Regions from separate parts of the Homo sapiens genome. Here regions 1 and 2 are each linked to region 3. The links are chromatin contacts, found by Hi-C or POLR2A ChIA-PET in ENCODE. All regions are on one chromosome and are shown on one strand. The core of a region is the stretch at or near the end of the contact, and the rest is flanking DNA. Distances in the headings are between cores, read along the strand shown. Region 1 overlaps LINC02613 (long intergenic non-protein coding RNA 2613). Region 2 has its middle 20 kb from the start of CYP1B1. Region 3 has its middle 120 kb from the start of ATL2.

The links. Hi-C counts contacts between places; a loop is a spot of excess contacts on that map. ChIA-PET counts read pairs that join two places held with the same protein, here RNA polymerase II (POLR2A). Pooled maps may share reads with other maps.
Region 1: a loop to region 3 is called in a pooled map, with 13 times the contacts of the local background. The contact joins two enhancer-like sites. A Hi-C loop is called at or near these places in 6 of 50 pooled maps. POLR2A ChIA-PET finds 5 or more read pairs at or near these places in 3 of 52 experiments (Caco-2, H1 and activated T-cell).
Region 2: a loop to region 3 is called in a pooled map, with 2.6 times the contacts of the local background. The contact joins two enhancer-like sites. A Hi-C loop is called at or near these places in 1 of 168 maps with a recorded cell type or tissue (Caco-2), 1 of 37 single-sample maps with no recorded cell type and 8 of 50 pooled maps. POLR2A ChIA-PET finds 5 or more read pairs at or near these places in 4 of 52 experiments (BJ, HEK293, RWPE1 and 1 more).

The regions. Positions count from the first base shown.
Region 1 is chr2:38,460,891-38,464,874 of GRCh38, forward strand. The region is part of intron 4 of LINC02613 (long intergenic non-protein coding RNA 2613); the gene reads right to left. Among named protein-coding and RNA genes, the nearest start is that of LINC01883, 32 kb to the left of the region's middle. Within about 2 kb of position 1,286, at least 11 of the 41 ENCODE cell types and tissues checked have a DNase peak (open chromatin) inside an H3K27ac peak, as active enhancers do.
Region 2 is chr2:38,093,823-38,098,432 of GRCh38, forward strand. No RefSeq gene overlaps it. Among named protein-coding and RNA genes, the nearest start is that of CYP1B1, 20 kb to the left of the region's middle. Within about 2 kb of position 2,554, at least 13 of the 41 ENCODE cell types and tissues checked have a DNase peak (open chromatin) inside an H3K27ac peak, as active enhancers do.
Region 3 is chr2:38,259,799-38,264,195 of GRCh38, forward strand. No RefSeq gene overlaps it. Among named protein-coding and RNA genes, the nearest start is that of ATL2, 120 kb to the right of the region's middle. Within about 2 kb of position 1,978, at least 3 of the 41 ENCODE cell types and tissues checked have a DNase peak (open chromatin) inside an H3K27ac peak, as active enhancers do.

The sequences.
Region 1 (3,984 bases), core at 36-2,535, 200 kb after region 3:
ACAAAGGATAAATCACAAAAGAAATACAAATGGCTAAAAAACACATTGAAAAATTCAGCCTCACTCATCAGCTTTCAAACAGTAATGTTTTTTACCAATCAAAAGTTATTAAATATACTGGCCAGGCATGGTGGCTCACACCCTGTAATCACGCCTCAGATGGATGGATCATTTGAGGTCAGGAGTTCAAGACCAGCTTGGCCAACATGGCGAGACCCTGTCTCAACTAAAAATACAAAAATTAGCCAGGCATGGTGAAGTGCACCTGTAATCCCAGCTACTTGGGGGTCTGAGGTAGGAGAATCGCTTGAACTGGTAGGCGGAGGTTGCAGTGAGCTGAGATCAAGCCACTGCACTCTAGCCTAGGTGACAGAGTGAGACTCCCTCTTATTAATATGCAATAATATGTTGGCAAGTGTTGGGGAACAGGGACATTTTGCACTATTGGTAGAAGCAAAAATTGGATCATCTCTGGAAGGCAATATGACCTTTAAAAATGTGCAGAGCCTTTGACCTAATTAACTCCACTTCTAGAAATGTAACCTGAGGAAGCAGCAAGAGATGCATAAAAGCATTTATAATTAATTTATAATTAAGGATGTTTATCTTGGCATGGAAAACCAGAAACAAGCTAAATATCCAACAAGCGGTGTTTACTAAATACACTGTGCTCACACTTATCATAGAACCCAGTATAGCAATAAAAAAATTATAAAAAGATACTTCATGACATGGGAATGTGCTCATAATGTATTAAGTAAAAACATAAACCAGGTGGCAAAGCAGCATTGCAACATGATGCAATATATTTAGAAAATTATGAATATAAAATGACTCAAAGGATATATTCTAAAATGTCTAATAGTGTTTATTTCTAGAGGTGGGTTTTATTTGCATTTTGCTTATTGATATTTTCAAACTTTCCACACTGAGTGTATATTACTTTTTAAAAATTGGGGCCTGGAGCAGTGGCTCATACCTATAATCCCAGCACTTTGGGAGGCTGACAAAAATTAGCCAGGCATGGTGGTGCGTGCCTGTAGTCCCAGCTACTCAGGAGGCTGAGGCAGGAGAATCGCTTGAACCTAGGAGGCAGAGGTTGCAGTGAGCCGAGATTGCACCACTGCACTCCAGCCTGGTGACAGAGTGAGACTCTGTCTCAAAAATAAAAAAAAAAAAAAAAAAAAAAAAATTGGAGCCAGGGCATGGCCAGGGGGAGGGGGAAGAATGTGTTGATATTAACTATGCTTCCTAGGATCAGAACAATCAAAACACATCAGATATGAGGCCTTCCGAAGGGAGTGTCATCCACTGCCCAGCACCTGCCACACCACACCCTTGGGCTGGGCAAACTTCTGGAACAGTGGGAAGTGCGGGGGCGAGAGCGCCTCACCTCAGTCTCCAGTTCTGTTGCTTGTCAGAAAAGCACCCAAGGGCCCGTTAGGAGGCATCATGGTGGTGCCTAGCTGATGGCCAAGGCCCCAAGAGAGGCTTCAGTGTAGGAAGCCATTGTAACTTAAAGCTGAGGAAGAAACACAGGTGCAGATTCCAGAGGAGTTCACATATTCACCTCCTAGAATGCTATATGGTTTGTGGTCAACCTCACCGCCTGAGGAGCAGAGCAGGCTTGAGGCCAAGTGAGAACACAGCCTGGGAGTGAGTCATGGGAGATGGGAAAAAAAGCGTAGCAACCAACAGAGACTTAAGCTGAAACCAAGTGTAGGAGTTGACAGAAATGAGGGTGGAGATACAGACTTGCAAGGACTGACTTTGAAAAAGAACCTGTTTTTCCAACCAGGGACCTGGATGTTTTTAAGGTCAGATTGCCTTCTAGAGTAGATCTAATTTTTGCTTTTACCAAAAGCAGGAATTTTTTAGGTCTTATGTAGCCCCTAGCTCACACAAAACCATTGGTGGTTGTTTTTTTAAAAACAAACAAATTTTGATTATAAAGAAAATGCTCAAATGAACAATATGCATATGATTCAGCCCTCATGGAAACTTTTTAATACCTGCAAAGCCCCTGACTTCATTCTTCACATCTGTCTTTCAAGGTAGACTAGCAATGGCATGGTCTCCATCTGGCAGATTAAAAACAAAAACAAAAACAAACAAACAAAAAACCTGAGAAATTAAAATCACGTTTCCATAGCTTGACCATGTTGAAAGGTGATACCACAAGAGTCTACCTCACTGGTTGATTTATTGCTCAAAAGCAGTTCTCAATCCCCAATTCTTTTTTTTTTTTTTTTTTTTTTTTGAGACGGAGTCTGGCTCTGTTGCCCAGGCTGGAGTGCAGTGGCGTGATCTCAGCTTACTCCAACCTCCGCCTCATGGGTTCAAGCAATTCTCCTGCCTCAGCCTCCCAAGTACCTGGGATTACAGGTGCACACCCCCACGCCTGGCTAAATTTTGTATTTTTAGTAGAGACGGGATTTCACCATGTTGGCCAGGCTGGTCTCGAACTCCTGACCTCAAGAGATTCACCTGCCTCGGCCTCCCAAAGTGCTGGGATTACAGGCATGAGTCACCACGCCCGGCCCCCAATTCTGTGAAATTCCATATGACAATATTTTTTTCTGGGAAGGCCAAAGCTGTGATTTGGTAGAAGGAGTGGAGGACTCGCAGCTGGAAGAGCTGCCAACCACTTCACTTTCCAAAGTATTGCAAACCATGAAAGTGTGAGTTCTAACTCCACATTTCAGAGAGCTGATTAACCTCCTGAGCTGTGGTCTCCTTGTATGTAAAGTGCAGTTCACACCTCCAACAAATATCTGCTGAGCACCTACTGTATGTCGGACATTGTGCTAGGCACTAGCAACACAACTATGAGCCCTTCCTGACCCTCAGGGATTGGTAAACTACGGCCAGGGACTGTCTCTGCACCCAACAAGTTAAAAATGTTTTTCATATTTTTGGATTTGTGAAAAAAATCAAAAAGAATGTTTTGTAATTTGTGAAAATGTATATAAAATTCCAGTGTCAGAGTCCATAAATCATCTGTTATTTGAATACAGTCACATTCGTTAGTCTATGCATTGTCAATGGCTGCTTCCAGACCACAGTGGCAGAGCTGAGCAGTTGTAACAGAGACCATATGGCCCCCAAGGCCAAAAGTACTTACTATCTGGCTCTTTACAGAAAAAAAAATTTTTAAAATTGGCTGACCCTTGGACCAAAGGAAAAAAAACAAGGTAATTGCAGATTCAGAAAAGTTCTATGACATTTAAAAGGTAGGGACCGGGTGCGGTGGTTCATGCCTGTAATCCTAGCACTTTGGGAGGCCGGGATGGGCGGATCACTTAAGGCCAGGAGTTCGAGACCAGCCCGGACAACATGGTGAAACTCCGTCTCTACTAAAAATATAAAAATTAGCCAGGCATGGTGGCACGTGCCTGTAGTCCCAGCTACTTGGGAGGCTGAGACAGGTGAATCGCTTGGACCCGGGAAGTGGAGGCTGCAGTGAGCTGAGATTGCACCACTGCACTTCAGCCTGGGCAACAGAGTGAGACTCCGTTTCAAAAGACAAAAAAGAAAAGAAAAGAAATTTAAAAGGTTGGGGGGCGGGTGGAATTTTTCAAGGCTGTTATGAAGGTGGCAATTAAAGCGCCTAGAGAGGACACTCTGTTAACTTCCACAACTGGAGTATTTGCAGGTCCTACTGGCCCAACCTGGTACCAACCAGTTGAAAATAATGGGTGTGTCCAGAACGTCACTGGTTCCTGACCTCCGATCCCACTCAAGTCCTGCGGATGCTCTGCGCTGCGCTCTCAGGCTGCCCTCTGGGGATACACCTGTGTGCACGCCAAGGGTGCTGCTTCCACTACACCAGTGGTGTAGGTGCCAACATGGAGTTACACCTCTGCTGCCCTCACACTCACAGAGATGCTTTGCTGCACAGCGGGGTGAGGACAATGACCCTCTCCTCCACTCAGTATCCCTGAAGTTACTTTGGAACCTAAGCAGATAGCTGTGGCCTCTGTC
Region 2 (4,610 bases), core at 1,304-3,803, 170 kb before region 3:
ATCTGCCCAGCAATTTAATCTCCACAATTTACAATCAAATCTTGGGATGGCTTAGAAAATCTTCCTTTAACACAGTGGCTGGAACATGCAGAGAGTTGGCATGCAGCCTCCACATGGGCTTCATGACTAGATCTGCTACACTCAAACCCATTATATTGAAATTACCATAAAATTCACACTATTCCAATCCTCAGAAATGATGGTTTTATTTAGAAGTAAGTGAGCAAAAGCAATGATTTCATAGGCCCCAGTGCCAAAATCTTAGCTCAATGTTTCTCAAATGTTTTGTTTTCAGAACCTCTTCAAAGTCTTAAAAAATATTGTAGAGTCCAAAGAACTATTGTTTAGCTAAGTATCTATCAATATTTATAATTCTAGAAATTAAAGCTGAAAAACTTATAAAATATTTGTTAGTTCATTAAAAATAATAAACCTAATACATGTTAACATAAATAACATTTTATGGAAAATAACTAGTTTCCAAAATTACAAATATTTAGTCAGAGTGGGCAGTTTTAAAAAATATTGTTACAAATCTCTTTAATTTATGACTTAACAGAAGATAGCAGGTGACTCACATCTGTTTCTGCAGAAAGACCCCCCAGTAAATTTGTAAGAGAATGAGAGTTAGAAATGCAAATAATGTTTTATTCCCACAGCTGTAACCTTGTGGGTTTCCTGGAAAGGGTCTCAGGGGCCATCCCGACGGGGTGCCTGGACCACACTTTGAGAACCATTGTCTAAACTTAAGAGTGTGTTTTTTGGGCCGGGCGCGGTGGCTCACGCCTGTAATCCCAGCACTTTGGGAGGCCGAGGCGGGTGGATCACGAGGTCAGGAGATCGAGACCATCTTGGCTAACACGGTGAAACCCCGTCTCTACTAAAAAATACAAAAAATTAGCCTGGTGTTGTGGCGGGCGCCTGTAATCCCAGCTACTCAGGAGGCTGAGGCAGGAGAATGGCGTGAACCCCGGAGGCGGAGCTTGCAGTGAGCCGAGAGAGCGCCACTGCAGTCCGGCCTGGGCGAAAGAGCCAGACTCCGTCTCAAAAAAAAAAAAAAAAGTGTGTTTTTTGTTTGTGTGTGTGTGTGTGTGTGTGTGTGTGTGTGTGTGTGTGAATGTCTCTTCATCCAAGAAAAATCTAAATGGGCTATTGTCTTGGCGTAGGAAGTAGGTGAGGGTGCGGTGGATTTCAGAAAAAATAATGTCCCAGTTACTGATTTTAAGAGAATAGCCCTGAGACAAGTGTGGGCGCATTGAAACACCACTGCAACCCTCTAAACTATTGCAGAGTTGCCACCACCAGGTGTCTGGCTAGAAAGATGTCATCTTCCCAAGACAGCTACCTGCCCAGATGATGTACCTTAGCCCCAGGAAGGAGGAGGAAGAAGAGGCAGACAGAATGATGCCCAAACCCCTGCGGCCCGGAGACGAGGTAGTGCCTGAGTCAGGAAGCTGGGAGAGCCCAGCTCAGTGGAAGAGGCATGTGGATCCTGGTTAGGTGTGAAGCCAGGAGGGCTTCTTAGCCACAGCCTGAAATCGAAGCCCAGGATCGAGCCACAGTCTGAAATTTTTGGATCGCAGCTCTGCCAATTAAACCAATGGTAACAATAATAATGTACTGTCATATATGTAAGAACTGCCATATATGGAGCATTTTGAGCCAGGCAATGTGCCAAGCACTTGACAGAAATCATTTCATTAATCCCACACAGCCAACCCTTTGAGATAACCATTGCCCTCATCCCTTTTTTACAGACAAATAAAGCAAGGCAGGAAGAGTTGGAATTATCAATCAAGGTCACACACACTATGTTGGTTGAGCTGAAATTTGAATTCAGTTCCGCCGGGCTGCAAAAACTCTCTGCTGCTTCCCAGCTGCACCAGCTAGGCAAACTCCTGCCAGAGGAAATCTCACAGTTGGAGTGCAGTAGGCATAGATTTCTCCTACTTAACTGGGGGGAGGCTGTAGTCACAGCGAAGGGAATATTATTGTGTCCCATGGGAAGAAACATGAAGACGGAGTGGACGCTTCATTCCTACTCCAATCAGCCATCTGGAGGGTTCAGGGCTGAACTGTAGTGGGGGCATCACAAAACTTAGGGAGGTGAGGAGCCTCCCTTAGGGAGGTGACAGCCTGAGTACATGGCCCCCAAGCTTTCAGATCCCTTCCTGCACCCCTCCCCACCTAGCTCTGCACTTGGCATTGTTGCTACTAGCCAGGAAGTCTGAGATCTGCGCAAACCCCGCCCTTCCCCGCCGCCCCCGTAAGCACTACCGTCCCTTCAAAGTTCAGACGTGGGGTCCTTTGGAGCCCTGCTCCCTAGAGGGTCGCCTGGCACATGGCCACCTCCACATCCCGCCCCTTCTGAGCTCAGCCTCCCAGAGGTGTGAACTTCTTACAAACACACACTATCACCCAATTCCCTGGAAAAACAAACAGGACAATTGTGTGAAAATTCCATTCTAAGGCATCCTCCCTTCTCTGTAACCAGAGGCTCCAAGGAGTTCAGCATAGCACGAGCTTTTAATTTGCGTGCAGACAAGCACAAAAGGCACAACCGGATATACCTGTTATTTCCCAATGACCTGAGAGCCCGAAGTTTATGTTAAGCCTTGGGTTATGGCACAGCTTGCACGCAAGGCCCTGCAGCTCCTGCAGGCAATTGAGAGGTGGTGGTGTACAGGACAGAGGAACAACTCTGAAGTGACAGCACATAATTTAATTCCCCCTAAGCTTTCCAAGCATGCAGACTGTTCCTTTTTTGTCAGCGTATAACCTAAGTGATTTGTTCTACTCAGGCAAGAAATGTCTAATTTAAACCACATTGCAGCTAAGCCCTTAGTGAAGAAGGAGAACTCCTTGAGGCTTAGCCGTGCGTGGTTAGGCTGGTGGTAGCTGAGGCAAAGCAGACCTCTTTCAGCCCCTGTATTTCTTACTCAGGTCATGACTGGAGATACGTGGGTTGGGGGGCTCTAATCACCACACTCACTCTTCTGTCTCACACTTCATCCCTCGTGAATGGGTTTAGTTTTAGTAAGAATGTTTACAGGAGAGTGTTGGCTACATGTCCCCAACATCCCGGGTTTGAGTCCCATCTGAGCCACCAGGAGTTGGGTGACTTCAGGGAAACCTCTTAAACTCTAACCATTGTTTTTTCTTCTCTGAGAAACAGGACAAATCGGTAGTGGGGGTGCACAGATTGGCACATTTTCGTGGCAAGCGATCTGGCTTAGGAAGCAAGAGATCTGTGCTCCAGCCTAGCTTTGTTCCCAACTAGCAGTGGATTTGCAGCAAGGAACTTTTCTCTGGGCCTCAATTTCCTCATCTGTAAAATAAGCAGGCTGGATGAAATGGTCTTTGAAGTTCCTTCAGCTATAAAATACTATGTATGTCTTAAATCACTTGGAGTTTGACAAAATAATAGTTATAATAATTTTAATTATTATTGTGATTTCTTCCTACAATCCCAAAGATTTCACTAGCCATGCAAATCTTTTAAAATTCTTCTTTAAAAGTACTTTTCTTGGCCTTACTGACATGAAGCAAAGAAGGATTCTAGGCCCCCAGATGGTAGGATTTGGGGTAGACATTCTGTGTCTGTCTCATTCCCCATGGAATTATCAAATTTCCCCCCTAGCCACGCCAGACTGCTAAATGGTCTCTAAGTATAGCCTACATTTCAAGGCTGTTTCCTCAGCCAAAAATGCCCCTTCTCCTTGTCTGCTGTGAAACTCCCTTCCTTTTACCCTCCTCTTTCCATTATGGGACAGTTTTCTCTTCTGGGCTCCCTTGAGCACTTCACACTATTATTCCATTGACTTCATGCTGTTATTTTTGGTTTTGTATTCAATATATCTTTGCTCAACTAGACCCTCAGGAACTCTGTCATCTGTACCACCCAGCCTCTCCTTCCCAGCCTTCCCCAGCACCTGGTACACATTCATGGAAGAATTAACTTTTGAACCCTGTGGATTTCATCACAATAGGATAAGAATGCTGCATGGGTTTAGGATAGACGTTCACAATCTGAGATGAGCAGTGCTAGCCCCAGTCCCCAAAGGAAACCTAGTTAGGGTGGTGATTAGAGACATTTTGAACAATTACTTCAGGAAAGGATCAAATTCATTGAAAAGCTGCTTATCTTAGTGAAAATGTTGTAACTGTGGAAAGACATAAAAGACAAAATGTTCATAACTGTATCCTTGGAAGTGCCTTTCTTTAAAGAATAGGAATCATCTCACCAAAGTATTTGAAGAAGAATGTGTGTGGTTGTTTGCATGTAGCTGCCTATACTTAAGAATGTTACATATTTCATTTCTCCCAGGATCACTCAGCCTAAGAGAAGAATTCGAGGTTACTTTTAGGGAGGAAAGGACACTTACACTGGGAATTCAATCGATGGTAGTTAAGCGTCCTTTTTCTTTAATAATTGGGATAAGTATGACACATACAACTTTACATAGCATGCTCGGGGAGTGAGGAGAGAAGCTAGAGAAGACTGAGATGAGTGAAATGCAGGCTTGATTGAGAAACTAAGCAGAATTTCTACTAACAGTGAGGATTGAGGGAGAAGCGTTCCTGTAATGGAGGGGAAATGAATAAAACCT
Region 3 (4,397 bases), core at 728-3,227:
GCCTCAAGTGATCCTCCCCTCTCAGCCTCCCAAAGCACTGGGATTACAGGTGTGAGCCTGTGCACCCAGCTCAGTTTTTCTTTACTCATCAGTAAGTCAAAGGTACAGACTGTTGGTAGAAAGTCCTCATACAAAAAAATGAAATGAAAACAATCTGAGCTCATTTTGTATAGCATTTCCATTGTTCTGGCAAACACAAAATATATATGAATGTACAAACTGAGAAATATAAATTGTATAATTTTAGTGATTCTGCGTAAAATTTAAATGTTCTTCTATTTACATTTAAAATTGCCATTTTATGCTAATATCATTAAATTTTAATTTTTCTTTTCTTAGAACAACAATAAATTTTAAAAACTTCATGACAAGTCGAGAGGGAAAGTACAGAGGAAAGGAAGGAATTTTATGTTTTAGTAATTTTCACATCATTTTTCCTTGATTTTCGAAGGAGGGCCTTGCATTTTCAGGCCCTGCAAATTATGCAGCCAACCTTGCATAGGAGGTTAGTGCTGGAAAGACCTTAGAGATTATCTAGCTCAATCCATTCATCAGACACAAAAGATGGACTGAGAAAGATGAAATGATATTTTGCTTAGGAAATTAAAAGGGGAGAGTAGGATGGGAAAAACTTCCTCCATCTTCAGATCTTCAGGAGTGAACGGTGGTTTCACTGAAAGACACTAAGTCCACGGGGAGCCGCACCTCTCAGATCTGTCTCTTTGCAGGTTGTCTAACGCCCACTCCCTCCCGTGTTGATCTGGGCTTCTCTCACATTAGAGGGCAGTAGAGCCAAGTACCCAGATCCTTTGCAGCTGCTGCATATTTTGGCCCCACGTCCACCATCCTGGGTTTCCCCCTGTGGGTGTCCTTCCCACACATTCAACATCCAAGCAAGGTCCTACACCACCAAGAGAGTCCCGCCAGCCCTGGGCACCTACGGGGACTTCCAGTGGACACGTATTCTATTCTTGGGAACTTTCGGTTTCTAAGAAGTCCACAAAGCCTTTAAAAGTTTGGAAAAAGAGTTGAAAAGAATCGTAAGAGGTAGGATTTAGAGGAGAACGGGGAGTCCCGATGCAACGCCCTGAGTCTTCCTCCCTTAGACAACTTTTTCCTTCCTGTGAAGACAGTATGCAAGGAAAAAAAGAGAGTGCTAGAACTGAATTGGGAACAATGTAATGTCTTTTTCTATTGCTCTGGCAAAATCCTTGCTGAGAAACTGAGAAGTGTTGATTCTGAAAGCTTTTTTAGAAATTCTTTCCAAGGCAACTTAATTCAACAACACATTTAACAAGAGTCTTTTGTCAGACATCCTGTCCTCTGATATTTTAGAAAACACCACACACACACACACACACACACACGTGCACATGCATGTATGCACACACACTTTATTTTCACTTTTCTTCCCATCCAGCCCAAGGCATGCCCAGAGCACAGCAAAGCAACGCTTGGAGCTTTGAAAGGACACCATGTCCTTTCAAAACATGATTTTGAATTCCATCCTGCCTTCTCTCCACCTACATTAAAACTCTTGAAGGACATTTTCTTCTAATACTGTCTTTTTTGGGACTTCTTCATGTTGCCTGCAAATTATCTCTTTTCGAATCACAGCGTTTTGGGCACAGACCATCACTGCCCACGGAGTGATGAAGCAGACCGGGGCTGTGGTTACAGAGTCAGAAAGAAGGGTCTCCTGCCCCAGGGACCACCACACCCTCTCCCAGCATTCAAGCTGCCCAAGCTTTCTCAGAAAACATCTTTCCAGGCCATCACCAGCAGCGGGTTTTACCAAAAACGTCCCACTCTCTGGCTTCCTTGCTGATCTGTGGGCCTTGCTGGATCCACCCGCTCACGCACGGCCCTCCCCACAGACCTCTGCCTCGGCTGGATTCTTCCCTTCCACTGGCTCTTATGTGCTGGACTTCTGGATTCTCATTTGCTTCCTGAATTTTGTCGCCAGGACTCAGAATTCAGTCCTCCTGTCCAGTTCTGCTCTTGCGAGAGCCAACTCACATGCAAGCCCTCAAATCCTTCCTCATTGCTCTGAGGCTGGTTCTGGAGCACTTCGGCAGGGCCTGTATTCTAGCATAGTATCATAGTGCTTGCCTCCCCCACTAAAATGAAAATCAGGGACAATGACTCTTTCTCCAGGCCTCCTCTTCTACCCAAATACCTGGTGCTGGACTGGTATGCCGGCACACATTAGATGCTCAGTAAATAATTGCTGTCTAAAACAGATGTTCTCCACTGCAAGCACAACATTCCTTGTTAACATATCTGCACAAAAACCCAGAAAACAAATGTGGTTGTAACTTTGATTTCAGTTTGACAAACGTCTTTCAGTTGTGTTTCCAGAACGCCTCTTCCATCAACTTCAAAAGGCTGTGAACCGGGAGGCTGTCACACACGTAAGATCCAAAAAGCCACGTGGACTGCTCTGCCCAGCTGCAGGGCACTAGGGGCTGTTGTTGAGCTCTGAACAGATCCTGGGATTATTTATAATTGAAAATCAGACTCTGAGAGCCTTTAGAGTCATGAAGGAACTCATTATTCTCCTTCCCCACGTGCTTCTCCTCTGTTTTTCCCACCTCTGCCTCTGACCTGACATCTGACCACACTCACAGCAGGCTCTTCAGATCCCCTAGGCCTCAGAGCACCTGTGCTTGGCAAACAGCTGCTTTCCTGCTGGACTGAGACCCGCAGACCACCTGCATGCCCACACATACCCTTCTGACTGCAATGGAGCATCAAAGACTGAGAGCGAGGACCGGGTGGCCAGCTGAGGCGGAAACTCCGCCAGAGCTGACTTATTCCCAGGCTTATCTCAGCAGGGGCCTGCAGAAGTGGGGACACGGAATTGAGGCCACTGTGAGTTTTCGGTGTAAGCTTAGTCCCATTTCCAATCCACATGATCACCTCCCTGCCCCCTCCCCCTCCACATTCTTGGCCTGAGCCAGTCCCTCCCGTGAACACAGCAAAGGCCAGGTGACCAAGAAAGTGGAATAATAAAGGATTTTAGACTGGGGGAGGCAACTAATGGTCTTCTAAGCCAGTGAATAAAAAACTGTTTTAGCTGCCCAACCCTTTCTTCAAAAGAACCTTATTGGAAAGTCAAACAGGCAAAACCTATAAAAACCCAGAAAGAACAATCCACACTTCTGCTCTCTGGTTTTGCTTCTATCTGGCCATGATGTTTTCATCATTTTACTCTTCTGCCTTAGCTCCCTTTCATTCCTGACAAGCAGAGGCCTCTGACATCTCTGAGCCCAAACATGGGTACAGCAGTGCCTCTGAAGCCAGCAGTGCCAGACCAGCAGCAGAACTTCTCTTGCCCATCTGGGAATGGTGTTTACTGAAAACCAGAGAAAACAGGCACATTGATGAGTCCATCAGTTAGATTATTCTTTCTTGAGAGTGGCTGAAACCTGTATGAGTTTGTTCTCACATTGCTATAAAGAAATACCTGAGACTGGGCAATTTATAAAGAAAAGAGGTTTAATGGGCTTATGGTTCTGCAGGCTGTACAGAAAGCATGGTAGCATCTGCTTCCAGGGAGGCGTCAGGAAGCTTCCAATCATGGCAGAAGGTGAAAGGGGAGTAGGCATCTCACATGACAGGAGCAGAAGCAAGAGAAGGACGTGGGGGAGGAGCCACCCACTTTTAAACAGCCAGATCTCACGAGAACTCACTCACCATCATGAGAACAGCACCAAGGGGATGGTGACAAACCATTCGTGAGACATCTGCCCCCATGATCCAATTACCTCCCACCAGGCCCCACCTCCAGCACGGGAATTACAGCTCAACATGAGATGTAGTGAAGACACGGATCCAAACCATATCAAAGCCCAATACAAATAAGTTTAATTAAAATGGGGCTTTATTGGAAGGATAGTGGAACATCCACACACATACCTGGGCTCCCAGTAACTAGAATCCAGCCTCAGTGCCATGATGATCCCTCTTTCTCTGTCTCTCCTCTCTCATTCTCTCCAGTAGAGATGAGTTTTCTCTGTGTGACCACAAACATAGCCTCTGGGAGCTCTAGATTCCCATCCCTCCAGATTCCCATCCCTCCAGACTCCCTGAGCCAAAAAGCCCTCACCACCAACTTCTTTTAAAACAATCCTAGGAAAGCCTCTGATTGGTCCAGATTCCGCCATGTGCCCATCCCTGAACCAATCACTGTAGCCAGAGGGATGGACACATGTTCTCCCCATGGCCAGGATGCAGAGTTCTGGGATTGGCAGCTCCTTCCGGGCCATCAGCAAGGACACCGGGAGGAAGTAGTTCCGTGAAGAAAGAAGGGCTTCTGTTAGATTGATGGCAAACAGCACAGGTTCTTAATATTTTGATAGAGACTCTCTTGGAAACTCCTATAGCCGAAAAGA